2 separate regions of the Homo sapiens genome follow, and region 2 is linked to region 1. The links are chromatin loops, found by intact Hi-C in ENCODE. Cell type or tissue: mammary epithelial cell. All regions are shown on one strand. Links, peaks and the distances in the headings refer to the core of each region. The heading gives the core; the rest is flanking DNA.

Evidence for each region. Peaks named below come from ENCODE experiments on the same cell type or tissue, not always from the same donor. Only the 100,000 strongest peaks of a DNase experiment are listed, where the experiment ranks them.
Region 2: a loop joins it to region 1, with 4 times the contacts of the local background. A loop is called at or near these places in 6 of 110 quality-filtered maps.

Annotation. Positions count from the first base shown.
Region 1 is chr2:68,186,368-68,196,555 of GRCh38, forward strand. PPP3R1 (protein phosphatase 3 regulatory subunit B, alpha) reads right to left here. Exons shown (of 6, transcript NM_000945.4): 3 at 2,147-2,323; 4 at 888-947; 5 at 101-285. Among named protein-coding and RNA genes, the nearest start is that of PNO1, 34 kb to the left of the region's middle. RefSeq lists an enhancer at 6,474-8,492. In mammary epithelial cell, for the core only: no CTCF peak of the experiment used is centred there; a DNase peak (open chromatin) is centred at 4,814; H3K27ac peaks cover 1,449 bases.
Region 2 is chr2:68,354,817-68,363,840 of GRCh38, forward strand. LOC101927723 (a long non-coding RNA gene) reads right to left here. Exons shown (of 2, transcript NR_187652.1): 2 at 6,401-7,643. Among named protein-coding and RNA genes, the nearest start is that of PLEK, 6.0 kb to the right of the region's middle. RefSeq lists an enhancer at 7,425-7,494. In mammary epithelial cell, for the core only: a CTCF peak has its summit at 3,299; a DNase peak (open chromatin) is centred at 3,335.

The sequences.
Region 1 (10,188 bases), core at 3,605-6,104:
TTAAGTTTTTAGGACAAAATATGGAAATTCTCTATTAAGTGGTTTTTAAAATATGTTGCTGAAACATAACTAACGGAAGAACCAGCTCTTTTGTACTTACAGCACAGAATTCTTCAAAGGATATTCTTCCATCTCCATCCTTATCTGCATTTATTATGGTTTTGTCTACAATTTGCTGTAACTGTGTATCTTTCAGATTGTTCCCCACCATCATCTTCAATACCTGGAAGAGTTCCCCATTGGAAATATAGCCATCTTTATCCATGTCATAGATACGGAAAGCAACTAAAAAAAAGGAAGGAAAATCAATTCCAATTACAAAGCAATCACAAGTAAATGCTTTCAGTAAGAAAGAAAATAGTAAACTGACAAACATCAAAATTATGACTATGAGGATGTCTCCTTCCTTAAAATAGAGTTGTCCTTAGGCACAGTTTAACATAGTTGGTTAAACGTACGGGCTTTTGAGACTGCCTGAGCAGATTTGGTGGAGCTTAGAGTAGGTTAACTATCCCTGCTAAGCTTCAGTTTCTACACAGATAAAACTGGATATAGTAACAACTCCAACCTCTCCGGTTCTTTAGAACATTTCTTCCCACTTTCACTAAAAAAATCTCTTCTCTAAATTACATATGTAGTTTTACATGGCTGTTTTCAGCAGAAAGAAACTGTTTTCCTTCTATCCAACTAAAAGCAGCAATGACACATTATTCAAATATAGTAGTTGGAAATGTCCTAAAAGGATTTTCACCAGAATGTAAAATTTCAGTTATGTCTAAGGATCTGGAATAAAAGACATCTTTTTCATTATTTTAAAAAGCATTCTATAATACAGTATGAAATGATGGTAGTATAAGAGAATGAAGTCAGTGAAGAAAAATACTTACACCTCAATTTCTGCTCCTTATCTCCTTTGACACTGAACTGAGAGACGCCCTCAATGAATTCTGAATAAGAGTTAAAAATGTTCACAAATCAGAACTTCCAATTTTTTACACAAAAAACATATTTACCTTACATACCCACAAAAGGATATTTCCTTGCTGCAAAACAGAAGTACTACTAGCAACGTTTAAAAATAAAATTGCCAAATTTGAAACCTCAACAAACAAGGTCTCTCTGTATTTTTTTTATTTGAACTTGGAGTTCTCTAAGGTCAATCAATTTGAACAAACATTTGTTAAGTGCAAGATAAAAGAACACTCAAAACATATTATTTAAGTTGTTTAACTCTTCCCTCTTAGAATATGACTGTAACAAGGGGCTTTAAAAAAAAACCCACTATAAATTGTTCTGACACACACAAAAAACTTTAGCCTTCTGTTTCAAAATTGTGAATCAAATATGCTGTTAGAAGTTTCATGACAAATGATCATTTTTCTTCACTGCCTGATAAGCACTAAATCATAATCAGTTTTATATCCCTCCACTTATAATTGTCCAAACTAAAATAAAATCTATTGACAAATCCCTTGTGAAATGTTTATTTACTTGTTAAAACAAACAAAAAAAAAAACTGGCTTGGCGCGGTGGCTCATGCCTGTAATCCCAGCATTTTGGGAGGTTGAGGCACGTGGATCACTTGAGGTCAGGAGTTCGAGACCACAGCCTGGCCAACATGGTGAAATCTCGTTTTTACTAAAAATACAAAAATTAGCCAGGTGTGGTGGCACATGCCTGTAATCCCAGCTACTCAAGAGGCTGAGACAGGAGAATTGCTTGAACTCAGGAGGCGGAGGCTGCAGTGAGCCGAGATTATACCACCACATTCCAGCCTGGGCAAAAGAGCGAGACTCCATCTCAAAAAAATTAAATAAATAAATAAAAGGAATTGCAGCTTCTAATGTATATAAGAATATACAGTATTGCCCTAAAGTGAGATTAATTTTCTAAAAAGAAAGGAAATACTGAGTCCCCCCTGCTTTTTGGTAGATTATCCTAAAGAATGACTTAATCATTTATGAACCACAGAGTAAAATGTCCTAGTTCATTAAGGTGTATATGCCACAGACGCTGAGGTTTTAACATAATCTATTATTGTAAGGTCACTAGGAATATAAGCACTTTTTTTTTTTTTTTACACAGAGCTGTAAGAATACAAATAGGTTAGATAACTTGTGGTTATAAAAAATAACTACTTTCTTACCTTTAAAGTCTACTTCTCCATTCCCATCTGTGTCGAATATATCTATTACTCGCTGTACTAAAGGATTCTGTTGTAACTCAGGCAGAGACATGAACTCTTCCACACTCAAAGAACCAGAATTGTCCAAATCAAGCTTCTTAAATCTCTTTCCTAGCCTTTTAATTTCATCCGCATCAACTAAAAGCAAACAAAAAAGGAAGCAAGAATTTTTTAAAAATGTTCCCAAATCCTTTCTAATGGGCAGTAGCAAGATTTTAAAAAAAATTTTAATAGTTATAGGGGGGAAAAAAAATCTAACAGTTATCCAATAGTTTAATTTCCAATTTGATAAAAAGAGGTATATATTATGTTAACTAATTTATTCTAATAGAGTAAGTACAGCATAAATACTTGTATTTGGTTACCTTTCTGTTTGTTTGCACCTGCCATTACATACATCCGCTGTATGCTGAGTCTCAAGATATTCCAGGCCGGATAATGCTAAGCTGATCATGGAGGTCACAAAAGATTATTTCAGGACTGACAATGCTAAGCTGATCACGGAGGTTCTACCAGACAGGTTCAATCAACCTCTGTTCTGTAAACCGAAGTACTTTCATTTTCATTTTTCTTGTTAAATTTTAATTTACTTTATTTCTAATAGTTCATGACTCAAAAATTCAAAGGGTATTCAAAATTCAAAGTTTCCCTCCCTTCCCACCCCGAGATATCCATTTCCTTTCTCTGAAAGCAACGTTGCCAGTTTCCTAAATATTCTTCCAGAGATACTTTGCAAGTTTGAGCAAATAAGCCAGTTTTTACTTAACAACCAAATAGCTAACAAAATTCACTTATCAACACTTTAAAAGAGAAAGAATAACTAAAAAGAAATGTTTACATTAGTTTGTAAGTAATCCATAAAAATTCAGTGTCAGGTCTCTTATATAAATTCTTGAAACAACAGGTTTAAGCTATTTTCTTCTAAATTACATCATTTTCATTCCTTTAAAATATCTGACTAATACACATAAGTAATTTTGATCATGACTTTATAGAAATAATTACAAATATATTTTTTAAATTAAATACAACGGGCCAGGCGCAATGGCTCACGCTTGTAATCCCAGCACTTTGGGAGGCCAATGTGGGCAGATTACTAGAGGTCAGGAGTTACAGACCAGCCTGGCCAACATGGTAAAAACCCCACTTCTACTAAAAATACAAAAATAAGCCGGGCATGGTGGCACGCACCTCTAATCCCAGATACTCAGGAGGCTGAAGCAGGAGAATCGCTTGAACCCAGGAGGCGGAGGTTGCAGTAAGCTGAGATCACGCCACTGCTTTCCAGCCTGAGTGACAGAGTGAGACTCCATCTCAAAAAATTAAAAATAAAAATAAATTAAATACAACAACTTTTAAAAAGAAAATTAAGAAGGCAAATGTTATACTGCCCATGAGTATATATGTATTATGGCCCACAACACTAGAAAAGAGTACAAATACAAGCTGTTTTGACAGCTTAAATATATGGCATCCTCACTGTAAGAACTTAAAAATTAAAGCATATATTTTAAATATAAATTATATTAAAATAGAACTATATACTATCAAAGTAAAAACTACAGCTACAAGATGGTGTTCTAATATGAATTAGTTCACACGTAATTCGTAAAGAGGAAGGAGAGTAGTATTGTCAGTAATCATGGAAATTTCACTGGTTCACAGGGATTTTTCACAGTAAAGGATCAGGGCAAGTTTCTCTTAAAAAAAAAAAAAAAAAAAAAAAAAAAGGCCGGGTGCAGTGGCTCACGCCTGTAATCCTAGCACTTCAGGAGGCCAAGGCGGGTGGATCACCTGAGGTCAGGAGTTTCAGACCAGCCTGGCCAACGTGGTGAAACCTCGTCTCCACTAAAAATACAAAAATTAGCCGGGAGTGATGGCAGGGCGCCTGTAATCCCAGGTACTTGGGAGGCTGAGGCAGGAGAAGCGCCTGAACCTGGGAGGCGGAGGTTGCAGTGAGCTGAGATCGCGCCATTGAACTCTAGCCTGGGCGACAAAAGGGAAACTCCGTCTCAAAAAACAAACAAAAAAAACCCCTCAATATATGAAGACCTTAAGAAAACAATAGTGAAGAGGTGCTTTCCTTTAGAGAAAACAAGTTTAGGGGCTTTAAGAACCTCAAGTCTTTCTAAAATTGTTATGTTGTCTGGTGAAAACTAAGGACACAGATGAAGTTGTGAAGACAATTTCTTTTGTTTTTATGCTCCCCCTCACCCCCACAACTATTAATAAAGGTAGGCATACATTGGCTCACTACTGAATTTTAGAAAAGTAGTTTCTACTAAAGCAAATAACTTCAACCTGCACCATACCTTAAAAGAAGCACAAGTCCCCGTTTAAGGCTCATAAGTGATGGGCTATGGTGTTTCATTTGTACAGTTAATTTGTACTTGCATTTTTAAGATCATTACTGTTTATGTTAATACTCTGTTACAAACAAAGCTGCATAATTTGAATGGTCTACTCTATCCATATTTTTCCCAGATGTGATTTCATGGCATCTGAGGTTTTCTAGAACACATGTATCAGAAATGCTGTGATGAAAAATTTATGTAAATACTGCTGCAAACACCAAAATACACATACAGTCAGTCATGAGTCACTTAACGATGGGGTTACACTGAGAAACACATCATTAGATTTCATCATTGTATGAACATCAGAGTGTACTTACACAAACCTATGTGGGACAGCCTACTACACACCCAGGCTATATGGTCCAGCCTATTGCTCCTAGGCTACAAAATCTGTACAGCATCTTACTGTACTGAATACTGTAGGCAATTGTAACACAATGCTAAATATCTGTGTATCTGAACATATCTAAACATTCAAAAGGTACAGTAAAAGTATAGTATGAAAATTTTACTTAAATGGTACACCTGTATAGGGCATTTACCATGAAAGGAGCTTGTGGGACAGAAGCTGCTCTGGGTGAGCCAGTGAGTGACTGGTGAGTTAATGTAAGGGCCTAGGATATTACTGTAGACTTTATAAACTCTGTACACTTAGGCTACACTAATGATGCATTACTCAATGCAACTCGTTGTTAAGTGACACATGACTGTACATGTATTTTCAGCTCCATTATAATCTTACGGAACCACTGTGTATATGTGGTCAGCCACTGACCAAAAATTATTATGTAGCACATTAATGTATATAAATAATCTGATAAAAAAGATCATATAAGCACTTCATAAGCACATCAACTACACAAGCATTTTATCCCTCTATTAAAGAGTATTCCTTCTTTAATGGAATATGTGACATAACTGCAAACTGTTCAAATAAACCTTATTTCCCCATTTTCTATCTATAAAATGACACACCCTTACTCTTGAAAGAGAAAAAATATAATGAAAGTCCTACAAATGCTTTTCGCTTATTTATTTATATGTCTACTCCACCTCAGGGCAGAGTCCATGACTTTTTCATTGGTGCTCTGAGCATCACATATAACAGGTGCTTAATTATGGTTTTAATAATGTTTTAAGTATTAATAAGTATTTCAAATGTAAAACTTATTGATTAAAATTCCATCAGTATTTAAAACTACTAGCTAACCAGGTACCAATCAGCAAACCATTCAGAACAGTGTCTCAAAGTTCATAGATTTTGCTGAAGAGCTACCCTCTCCACGCTTGCCTTAATTTTTTACACATATACCAAGGATTAGTTAATTATTTTCTTCTTCCAATCTTGAGTTTTGCCTTAGTTTACAACCATAGACTAGGAAAGGTGACAGGGAATTTAAACATAACAGATCACAAAGGTGATCTATTGTGAGTAGATAAGAAAAGATAATGTCTCCACAAACTTTAAGTGGACAAATCAGGATCATTTCTTCTAGGCTGTATGATTAATGGGAAGAGGAAAAGCAGAAATGTAGTATGATAATATTTATGCAAACTATTTATTAGTCAATTTATTGAAGTGGGGACATTAATTATAGTTTAGAAAGTTGTTTATCAAGAAACTGAAATTTAGGCACTTAAAGGATTGTTTTAGCTACTCAGAAAACTCCTCCAATCAAGAAGATAGCATTTCAGTCTTAATAAATGAATAAAAAATATTAAGAATACTTGAAAATCATAATCATAAATCAAATAAATATATGTGGTTCAATCCATCTTCTTTACATTGCCAACAGTAATCTTTCTAAAAGGCAAATTCAGCCAAACGGCTAGCTCCTGTGCTTTACATTTTCTAGTGGCTTTCTAATACAAAAAGTCTAAAGTCCTCGGCAATACTTAGCCTCAAATTTAAATTTCCATCTTATCTCTTTCCCCATTTCCTTTTCTTTGGCTACAATGCTCTTGGCACATCTCTGCTAAAGTATAGATTTTATACCTCCATTTCCTTATAAACCTCCTGCTGGAATGGCCTTGCCTGAATTCTCCATTTATGAGACACCTATCAATTTTTCTCTGATAAAAGAAAGGGGTTACTAATGATTTATCTTATAGTTGTATCATTATCTCACTCCCTGGCAAAGGCCCTTAGAAGGAGTAGTTAAATTTTATTTACTTGTTTTAATATCTTGTGAAACATTATAAAGTAGTTGATATCTGCTCTGGATGAGTAGTCAAAACTTTCCTCAAAGGCAAAGCAATGTGCCAGTGATCACATTTTACCTTGACAATAAATGACTTCTTAAAAAGCCCCTTTAATATGACTAGGAGGGAACAAGCTCTATCTAATCTTTCCATTCATCATCATTCCCACATACCCCATGTAGCTAAAACTGATCTTGAGCTAAGAAGCCAGTGCAGCATGTATGGGGGCAGTTATCTTTTCTCCAACCACTCATTTATTTCCTCATCTCCCTCCCCTCCTTTCAGCTACGATTACGATGATGAGTAAGATGGACTAAATACTCAGTATTTACAATCTAGTCGAGGCTGAGCAACTAGAGGAATCCATACCTAAATATCCAGAATATTTTTAAATGGCCAGCTTGGAAAGCAAAGCCAGGAAAAAATTTTAAAGCCAAGATCTACGAAAGTCAGCTTTCAAGAACAAATGGTAAATATAGTTATTTTAGGTATCAAACAAAATGATTTCTTTGGTCATTACTGGCACCTGAGGGGCAGTTATTTAAGCACTTCCACTTGCCAGCAGTGTTGCTGTGCTACAGTAGGATATTAGAGTATGAAACAGAGTTTTAATTCTTGAAATATCGGCATTAGCAATCACCTACAAATTAGGAACAGATCTCTAAAGCAGATCAAACCCATCTTGTTAGCACCATTAAATTTAGTTTCAGTATATTTATAGAAGATCTGCACTTAGTACCAGTTAAATACTGAAGAACAAATTCTAACTTTTGGCGCCAATTTTCATTAAATATATTTTTTTCCTGCTGCTTAGGATCATATTCCCTTAAAAGAGATGGACAAGGAAAAACAAACCTCACCCTCTTGACTCATCTTGTGACTCAGAGATACTCTTTTTCATATGTTTTGCCAGGTTGAAACTCATGTTATTTTTCTACTTTTTGGAAGGACAACTTTGGGAGGAATGCCTTAACAGTTGAAAATGCCTACATATTCAATTGACATTATATTAGACAAAATATTAAAATAATCTTCAAGTCATATACTGTTATCTAAAATTTAAGCAAGGTGGCAAAAACTTAGATATTTTAGTCAGAGTTTATAAAACATAAAAAGTTACTAATAAGGAATTGGTAGATTGTTTATACAGAAAACAGACTGTTGAGACTTAACCTCGATCAATTGCACTCTGACGGTTCTCACGGATAAATGTAAAATTCAGATGGTAACTCATTTTAAAAAGTGACTTCAAGAATCTTGTTAATGTTACTACATGAAAGTATTAAGAACTTGCTTTTAGAGAGCTCATGTTGCTACACTAAATTTTAGTATTTTCAACTGGACATATTAATACTGCAGCAATATAATATTAATAGAAATAGAAGGTTACATATTCATTCATCACACTTTCAGATGATGAAACATAAATCATCTCCCTTATATATTTCTCTCATTTAGAAAAAAAGAATACAAGAAATTTCAAAATAGTAAAGAAAAGACCACAGTGTTCTGGTTCTGAAAGCATTGCTATTAATACATACACACCAAGCTGCTATTCAACTGTTGGGATTAAAAGTAAAGACAACTTAAAGCAGTGTGAACTGTTTTAGGTGATGCTAAAATTTTTCAGAATGAAGAGAAAATGAAATAAACAGAATGGTAGAAAAACAAAACTTTCCTCAAATTTTAGCCAATTCCCAATAATTGTATAGTAGAAAAAAGCAACAAGACTATTGCTTCATCAGGAAATTCTTTTAATAGCTACTTTACAAATAACTTATTACCTATTAATACACCAACTGATTTAAAACAAAGCAAGTATCTCTAAATTCTAACAATAATATTTTGAAAGAAACAACTATATGTAATGTGGGATCCAGGAGAGAATCCTGGAAAAGAAAAAGAACACTCTCCAAGTTTCACCATTTTTTTCACTCATGTATGTGGTTTAATATTCTTTAGCCAATGTTAATTTCTTGATGTTGATAACTGTACTATAATTCTGTGAGATGTTAACATCCCCACTTGGCTGAGGGGTATTCAAGAACTCTATTATCTTTGTAACTTTTTTGTAATTTCTCCTGAGTCTTGGCTCCAATTTGTGACAACTCTTGATTGATTGTCTTTCATGACCTTGAAACTTATGATCCAGTATTTTGTAAAACTTCCCTCAGTTTGAGCTTCCTGTTTTCTCATGATTAGAATGCATTTAGGCATTTGGGGCAAGAATACCACAGAAATGATATTGTGTCCTCCAGTACACTGTATCAAGGGGCTCATGACATCAATATGTCTTATTACTAGTGATGTTAACTTTGATCACTTGGCCAAGGTGGTGGCTGCCAGATTTCTCCACTATAAATCTACCATCTTTTCCTTTGCAGTTAAAAAAATATCCTGGGAGGAGAGGGGGTAGGGAATACTTTGAGACTGTGCAAATACTCTTTTCTCCTCAAACTCTGACCTAATTTTGGCATCCATCAGCAGGTCCTGTCTGCCACATTTATTACCGTGGTATTTGCCTAATGAAAAATTTCTTTTCCCGTCTTTCTTTCTACATTAATTGGGATGCTCCTGTAAAAAAAATACAAAACCAAAACCAGTGCCTTCTCCACCATTTATTTATTAAAATACTTACATCAGCATGGACTCATGAGTATTTTAGTACATGAATTAAAATCCAATACTATCATTATTTTGTTAGTCAAATTGTTCCAGCTTTATTAGGTCTTTATTAGATCTTCAGGTTGGCTCCTATGCGGCCTTTCCAACAACCTTTTTTTTTTTTTTAAGTACTTCCTTAATTTCTGGCACCATAATATGTTCAAGGCTTATCCCAACTATACGTACTATTTCTAAGACACGATTCTCCAATCTCTTTTGTACAGCAAGAAATTTAGAACCATATTATAGGATGAGAACTATTAGAAACTACTACTCCAATACAGGATCCCGGAATCTCTATCTTAGAGGTGTTTTGGAAAAAAGCCATCAGACATGGCAAAATTATCTATGGAAAAGCTTGTACTGAATAACTCCTGTGAAGATCACAAAACAAAAAACCTCATAGTGTTATCAACAGAAGTTACTGAGAAGTTTTTCAACATAAAGATTAACTTAAAAGCTTTACAGTTTTTTATAAAGACACCTCCTACGAAGGTAAATGGCTGTATTTTCATGTGACCCCAATGAGAAGTAAAATCCACCAGGGGGCGCAGCAGATAAAACCTTCAAAAAGCTCCAAAAAAATTTTCCAGTTTTATAATGATCTTGTTGTGTACCAAGTGGAAGTTTAATATTTATATTCTGCACAGTTTGACTACCAAATGAACAAAGCAAAGAGAGCACCCTATCAGTATTATGACAGACTTGAAATAGTATATTATGAAATGAACACAGGTCATACATGTATGTGTTGTACCTTTTCTTAAATACATGAAAAAC
Region 2 (9,024 bases), core at 1,819-4,318, 170 kb after region 1:
GGCTGAGGCAGGAGAATGGCGTGAACCCGGAAGGCGGAGCTTGCAGTGAGCCGAGATTGCGCCACTGCACTCCAGCCTGGGCGACAGAGCGAGACTCCATCTCAAAAAAAAAAAAAAAAAAAAAAAAAAAAAAAGAGGGTCCTGAGACCAGTAATGTTTGAGAACCATTGCTCTAGGAAGTAAACCTCTCCTCTCCTATTATAACAGGAGTGGGCCAATCACTGGGCTGTGGTCGTGAGAGAGTGAGAATCAACTTAACTCCCGTAAACAGGCTTTCAAATATATTCTTTTGCCAGAGCCCATTCTCTGGGTGTGAGGAAACAGGCTTCTTACTGATGTTTCTTCCTCCAACTGATTAGGGTTATTTTGAGTAATTAATTTTTTTGGTTAGCTCATATAGTTCATCAAGTTCTTTTTCTAAAAAGTCAAAAAGATGTATGTGTGTATACTTTTCAAGCCCTTAAACACATGAAAATGTCTTTTTGAAAAGTCTTCAAACATATATGATAGATTGGCTGTGAGTCTGGGAAATTTTGTTGCTAGTTTTCTGATTTGTCAGTTTCGCTTTCTGCAGTTCCATTCTGCTCTGCTTTTGAATTATTGAATTTATAACCACTTATCGGACCAGATCTTGGAGTTTTGCTGGAAGCTCCGTGCGAGAAAGGAACTCACTAGTGTCAAATACTTTTACATTCTGAGTAAGTTTCTAGACCAGGGGTCAGCACACTTTTCCTGTGAAAGGCACAATAATGAATATTTTAGGCTTTGTGGGTCACATGATTGCTGTCACAGCTACTCAACCCTGCTTTTGTAGTGTGAAAATGGCCATAGATGATATGGAGACAAATAAGCACGGCTGTGTTCCAAGAACACTTTTTATTTATTTATTTATTTAGAAACAGGGTCTTGCTCTGTTGCCCAAGCTAGAGTGCAGTGGCATGATCTCAGCTCACTACAGCCTCTGCCTCCTGGGCTTAAGCAATTCTCCTGCCTCAGCCTCCCAAGTAGCTGGGACTACACGTGCGTGCCACCACACCTGGCTAATTTTTGTATTTTTAGTAAAGATGACAGAGGTTTCACCATGTTGGCCATGCTGGTCTCGAGCTCCTGACCTCAAGTAATCCGACTGCCTCAGCCTCCCAAAGTACTGGGATTACAGACATGAGCCACAGCATCTGGCCCAGGAACACTTTATTTATGGCACTGAAATGTGAGTTCCATATAATTTTCATGGGTCACAAAATGTTATTCTTCTGTTGATTTTTAAAACCATTTAATAGTGGAAAAAACATTCTTTGCTCATGGACAAAGAATTAACAAGAAAGAAAGAGTGGAGGGGAATATCATCTGCAGGCTGTGGTTTGCTGATCCCTGTGTTAAACTAGTCACCATTCATGTAGGACTTGCTAAAGGGGTAAAAAGTTCTGCTAGATCAGCCAAGTGCTGGGCTACTGCTGCGTACTGTGATTGGGAAGATTGAGGAGAGGATTTCTCTGGAGCCTGGTCAGTGTGCTGGAGTCTCCACTCCTCTACTTCTCCCTATTTGGGAGGGAAGGACATGCTTCCCTTGCCTCAGACCAAGGGAGGGAGGTTTCAGGGAGACCTTCAGAGTGTTCCCAATCTGAAAGGTTTAAAGGGGGCACTGGAACAGAACTGCACTCCCATTGCTGGAGGCCTGGGAGCTCACATTGTGGGGCCAGATGCAGATCCCTTGAGGGAAGCATGCCTGGGGTTGGCTTAAAAAGAATCCTGTCCAAGAGGACCAACAGGAAGGATGAGGGACTCTTCACAGAGAATTTGCCTGCAGGGTCTCACTCCTGAGGCTGAGCAGGGAGTCGGAATCAAACCACTGAAAGGGCCACCTTGTCCACATTGAAAGGTTTGTCATCATCTGTGTCCAATGGCAGAACCAGCATGAACATCCCAGGAGAGAAGGAGCCAGCCCTGGTACACCAGCCATGCAGGGGCTGAACTCACCAGGCAAGACCTAGCGCAGGGAGTGCTGTCCCTAGTGGGGCATGGGCCTGGGGCAACTGAATGAGTGGGGCCACTTGAAGGGCCCCACTGTAGGGCATCTTGATGGTCCCTTAGGTTATCGTGAAAAGCAGAATTTTTCAAATTAAGCTGTAGTGATGTGTAGGAATGAGGAGTTAAGGCCCAAAGCCCAATAGACTGTCCCCTTTCCTCAGGCACTGGAACTGCTCAAGAGACAGGCCTGATGATGTAGCTTTCACCTTCCCCCTTTGACCCTGGAGAAATCATAAAATCAGACCTAGCAAATGGGGCTGGACAGGGAGCTAGGCTATGGTGAAGACGCTGATCATTACCTTCTCCCTCTACTCCAGTTTTTAAGTTGGAGATGGGGAAACACTGTAAATTTTTTAAAAAAAGGATTATAGTGTTTTATAGTACACTGGACTACAGTTATATGGCAATTAGACTGATTTGGATTTTATTAAAGCTAGGAGTTATTAGGAAATCTGTGAAACCTGCCTAAGATTTCATCCAAGGGACAGAGAAAAACCTGATGGTCAGAACGGGGAGTATTGAGGAAAAAATATGATTTTATGATTGTATCCTACTGGGTTCAGCTCCTTTATGGATGTGCTGCATTTTCAGCTATGTCAACTCTTTATATGGGCTAATTTTTTTTGTTGTTGTTGTTTACTCTTTGTCCTTCAAGAGACCGATCTCTATATTTCAATGTTAGAATTGATGTTAACTTCTGTTCCTGTTCCTATTGCTGTAGGAAAAAAAAACCGGATTCTTGTCACACGACCAGGAAAGATTAGGCATGCAGACACTTTAAAGGGTGAAAGGTTACAGAATTTATTGGGAGAAAAGAAAAAAGACTCTTTCAGCCAAGCAAGAGGGGTTCCTGTTAACAGGCCCCCATCTCACAGACTGAATCCCAGGTTACCACCCAGGAATAGGAGAGGCCAGGCTCCTACCCGCTGCAAATGGCGTGAACCTCCCAAGGCCCCACTCCATCCTCCCAGTGCACAGGCCGGTCAGAGGTTCTCTGGGGAGCCCTTTTTCTCACTGTCTCACTATCATTCGAGCCCAAACAGAAAGTAGAGTAAATTTTAGATTCATTAAATCTGGGCAGGTGCAAACCCATGAGCACAGGGTTTAGCTGGAGGAGGGTACTATTGCACACAATAACAAGGTACCTCTTCCCCAGGGCAGCCTTGACTTGTGCTGGAGGGCTTGCTACACACAGCTTGGATCTCAGCCTTCAGTTGCCTTCATGGCCATCACTGTTCAGTAAACAAACTACAGGGTGCTCTGTAAACCTGCAGCTCCCCCTAGCATGCCCTTTCATTAGAGCAACTGCCCTCATTCGCAGGCAGAATAGCCACACTCCTTTAGGTGGTTGGCTCTTTGCAAGTGTGAGCTGGCAGCCAGTGCCCGGCTGTACTCTTCCATGCACTGGGCCTGCTGCACTTCCCTGAATTTCTAGCAGGACTGGTATTTGGTCCTCATTGACCCTCAACAGTCCACACCTCCAGTAGTTAGAGCTCTGGGCTCACCTGTATTAATGAGATTCTTCTAGAGGATTCATTCTGTTCGTTATTGGTGGTTATTGGTGGTGTAATGCCTCTGTTTAAGAATACTATAAAAAACCTGAAATCTGGACGCTTTCCAGCCAGGGAATTATACCCCGAATTAAAATCTTAAACTTAACAAAGGCACATCCTTTAAAAAGCAACCTTCTGTAACTCCATGATCCTCAAGGGGAGAGGAAGAACTGATCAAACAAAGATCCCACTGAAAAAAAGAATTCTTACTGAATTTAAAGCCTTTCCGAATGAAGAGAATGTGAACATAACAATATGGAAATGGTTGCATTGGAATCTCCATCTGTACATGATGAAAATGAGAAAGTGGAGAAGAATTGGAAATGCTTTCTTTTTACTAAAATGACCTTTTTATTTTTTATTTTATTTTATTTATTTATTTTTTTTGAGATGGAATCTCGCTCTGTTGACCAGGCTGGAGTGCAGTGGCATGATTTCGGCTCACTGCAACCTCCACCTCCCAGGTTCAACTGATTCTCCCACCTCAGCCTCCCCAGTGGCTGGGATTACAGGCACCCGCCACCACGCCTGGCTAATTTTTGTATTTTTAGTAGAGACGGGGTTTCACCATGCTAACCAGGCTGGTCTCGAACTCCTGACCTCAGGTGATCTGCCTGCCTCAGCCTCCCAAAGTGTTAGGATTACAGGCATGAGCCACCACGCTTGACTCTTTTTTATTTTAGAATAATTTTAGTTTTACAGAAAAATTAAGATAGTACAGAGTACCCATTTACCCCGCGTCCAGTTTATCCTATTATTAACATTTACATTAGCAGGGCACATTTGTCATTATTAATTAACCAAAATTGATACATTTATCATTTTAAAAGGTCATACTTTCTTTTTTTTTTTTTAGACAGAGTTTCGCTCTTGTTGCCCAGACTGGAGTGCAATGGCGTGATGTCGGTTCACCATAACCTCCGCCTCCTGGATTCAAGCGATTCTCCTGCCTCAGCCTCCAGAGTAGCTGGAATTAGAGGCATGCACCACCACGCCTGGCTAATTTTGTATTTTTAGTAGAGACCGGGTTTCTCCATGTTGGTTGGGCTGGTCTCGAACTCCCGACCTCCAGTGGAAGTTCACACTTTCTTTAGATATACTTAGTTTCCCCCTAATGCCCTTTCTCTGTTCTGGGATCCCATGTAGGATATTATATGACATTTAGTTGCCATGTCTCCTTAGGCTTCTCTTGGGAGTGACAGCTTCTCAGACTTCCTTTGGTTTTGATGACCTTGACAATCTTAAGGGGCACTAGTCAGGTCTTTCATAGACTATCACTCAATTGAGGTTTGGTCTAGTGTTTTTCTCATGATTAGATACCAAGGGTGTATACTATAATCTGATTTATGACCATGATGTTAACCTTGATCACCTGGCTCTGGCTGAGGTTGCATTTATCATGTTTCTCCACCATAAAGTTACTCCTTTTTTCTCCTTTCTGTACCGTACTTTTTAAAAAGTCACTATACACAGCCTATAGTTAAGGAGTGAGGATTCATGCTCCACCTCTTTAAGGGTGGAGAGTCTAGATAACTTATTTGGAATTCTTGGAATCTTGGAATAGATCTGTGTATTCTCTCTTATTTATTTACTCAATCATTAATTTATTTATTTTTAGACTTTGGTTATAATCCAATACTATTTTCTTTATTTTCTTGCTCTAAATTTTCTAGCTTTGGCCACTAGGTGCTCAGTCAGTTGGCTCTTTGGTCCCTTTGATCACCATCATGGTTTTAGTTTTTTGTGTTTTTAGTTAAAATTTTTAGCACTTTCTTACTTTCTGGTACGCAGGATGCTTCAGGGTCATCTTTTGCATTTCCTGCTGAAATCTTAGAGCCATCTATTTCTCCAAGGACGTCTCATTCCTTTTATTGGAGAATCGTATTAGTAATCAAGATCTGGGAGCTAGATGTGCTTGACACTACCAGGGTGTTGTCGCTTCTAGGCCTTCTCCACTAACACAGCAAGGAAATATATGTGTGAAAGTGCTTTCTTTTGAGCAAGTGGGTATATGTTCACACTTTTATATATTCTTAAATCATTTCCATATGAATTTGTGTATCTGTTGAAAGGGGATTACTCAGTATGTGGGCTCAGTTCCCTCTTTTGAACTGAAGCCCATTGGGCACCAACTAGATATTCTCTAATAGGTTTAAGTGAATTAGACAACTTAATGCTTTCTTTTTGTTGGGAGAAAGTTCTCCATGGGTTTTTTGTGTATAGGTACAACTTGCAAGCAGAGGTACTCTATTTTATGGATGCTTGTACAGTGAACAACAGCTTTGAAGGTAGAGGTTGTCTCCTTCCAGAGCAAAGGGCAGATTCACTTACTGTCCAGTAAAATAAAAATAAGGTCTGCCTCTGAGACAAAGTTTGGGCTGGTTTGCTTGCAGCCCATTACAAAAGATTCATGTTCCCTAAGCTCTGGGTCCTCAATTGTGATGCGAACCCTCAGTATGTGCAGCATCCATCTAGGCCGCTCCACTTTGTCCTTGGTAGACTTAGGGCCAAAAAGCATCAAGACCAATATGGAGCTAATTCTGTTTACTGTGCTGTGAGTAGCAAAGTCCTTTGTCTCACTCAAAACTCCAGAAGTCTTGAGTCTTCTGTGAGCATCCCTGAAACAGGCAGGCTGACCTGTTAACTTACAAGTAGGGTAACATCTCAGACTCTTCTCACAGGTTTTGACACCTTTTACTTAATTTATATTTAGCACTAGAGGTAGTCTGATATTTCTCAGCTAAATTTAATGTCTCTTTTGAATTACCAATGCTAAAGAATAACTTTGAAAAAGATAAAACGATGACTCTTACATATAATAGAATGAAAACATGTCAAAATTTTATTTAACTCATGAATTAAAGGGGAAACTAGCCAGAGGTCACCACCAGTTCAAAGGCAAGGTCAAAGACCAATTTATATAGAGTAAAGCAACGTTGAAATTCATTTACCAATGGACACAAAATTGACTTTTTCCATGGGAGGCGGGGTGGAGTGCGGGTGTGGGGTAAGGTGGAGTCTACTGAACTTCCATCAGGCAGAATTTATTTGCATGTTTATAGACAAGAATTATTTGTATTTATCCACAATCTACCGAGCTCTAGAATAACTCCAAGACAAGAAAAAAACACAGATTCCATAGAAACAAATAACTTAGAAAAGTGTGCTGTAAAGAATGCATAGTTTTCCATTGGAGATGCTCAGTAATCATTTTTGCTTATTCAGAAGTCTTAACTTGCCCTTACAGCAATAAAATGTGCTACAAGAATAATGTTTCCAAGGTTATTGATCAAATGTGTACAGAAAGAGATGTTAAAAAGTCATTCTAGGCTGGGTGCGGTGGCTTACACCTGTAATCCCAGAACTTTGGGAGGCCAAGGCAGGCAGATCACCGGAGGTCAGGAGTTCAAGACCAGCCTGGCCAGCATGGTGAAACCTTGTCTCTACTAAAAATACAAAAATAGCCGGGCGTGGTGGCGTGTCCCTGTAATCCCAGCTACTTGGGAGGCTGAGGTGGGAGGATCACTTGAACCTGGGAGGTGGAGGTTGCAGTGAGCCAAGATCAGGCCATTGCACTCCAGCCTGGGCGACAGAGCAAGACTCTGTCTCAAAAAAAAGTCATTCTAGACACATATACATAAGATACTGGAGGAGGTTCTAATGATCTGATCTGGGAGAGGGATCTGACACAGCAGAAGAAAACTTGGTCAAACTCTGTTGAGAGAAGTCCTGAAAGGCGTCATTGATTCAGATAGTTCTCTTTACTGACCACTAGGTGTCGCTAAGTAGGCGCGATGACACGTGGCAGGAGGGGGAGGGGCAAAGGCGGCAGCATCCAGTCCATCAATGGCGATGTTCAGCAGATTCACAAATGCCGGAGGTTCCTTGGTGTCAAGACATTTTTACCCCTGCACCTATTCAGGCGCCTGGTACATACTAAACACTTAATACCATGTTTCTTGAAATGAATTATTCGGAACGCAGGGGGTGCTTTTACACCGGAGGCATCCAAAAATAATATGAGGTTTCTGAGTGAGGGTTCTTTAAAGCCTTCTGATCATGCTAGGACAAACAGTGAAGACATTCCAAATTAGAAGTCACTTGGTCAGTTAAACAAAAGGAGATATATTTAACTATGAAATCAGACTTGGTAAATCTAAGAGTGGTTTCCATTGACTATACAGACATAGCAAAATACTTGTTTGAGTGCAGATACAGAAAATTACCCTTTTATTTGTTCCTGTTTTGCTCAGGTGACATCAAACGTTGATCCCTCTACTCTCAGCCCCCAACACTTTATAACAATTTCTAATTAATTTTGGTGCAATGAGAAACTGAAAAGAAACCATCAACGATTTTAAGTAATGGATATTAGCATAAAATGAAAAGTGAGAAATACAGGGGCAGTGACTGTTAGCTAGAAACACAGCTGGAGGGAAGAGGAGAGGGAATCAGGAAGCTCTCAGAAAACCCCAAGAACAGAACTTCTTCTTTCCCCTAACTTTCCTGGCTCCTCAGATGCCCTCGTGGACGTCTGTCAGTTTTGCCTTTCTCGGAGCCATCGCTCATCTATTGTTAATAGCATCTTGATTTTACTTTAGGGGACACCTCCCTTCTCCCATTGAGCATGGTCCTGCTGGGGCTGTCGGTTCACATGTTCCCCCTTCAGATACCGGAGAGAGAAGCACTAGGCCAAGTTAGGCCAATCAGAGGCCTGATCCCTGGAGACTACTGCAGAGTCTGAAAACCACTGGCATTCTTTCATCTTGGTGTCTTGCTTCCTGGAACCCCACAACTGCCCTGATTCCTGTCCTTTCAAAGACCCCAGTCTTCATTTTTCCTGCAGTCTGTGGGCCACTCCATTCTCTTCCAGTAAATTCCTATTTGCCTCTATTAGCCAGAGTTGTTATCTGTTGATTGCAGTGAAAGAACACTGACGGGTGTAATGAGGAAAATCTAGTCCTACGATTGCTTTCATCATCTCTGTTGAACTTATCATTGAAAAGGATCAGCTCTAGGATAACGGAGATTTGCCTTGAAGATGAAGAACAACTAATATTTATGGATACTAGTTATGTTTCAGACACTCTTCTAAATACTTCCATGTCTATCTCATTTAATCTTCAGAATGACCTCATTGGATAGGTGTTATTATCCCCGTATTACAGATGAGAAAACTGAGGCACAAAGTAATAACAAACTTGCTCATTTTCACATGGTCAGATTAACGGGTCTCTAAGTTTATTCTATGGAATATTCGTTTTTCAGGATTATATTGGTTTCCTGGGGCTGCCATAACAAAGTACCACAAACTGGTGGCTTAAAACAATGGAAATTTATTGTCTTACAGTTCTGGAGGCCGTAAGTCTGAAATCAAGGTGTCGTCAGCACCATGTTCTCTATAGCAACTCTAGGAGAGAATTGTTGCGTGCCTCTTCCAGCT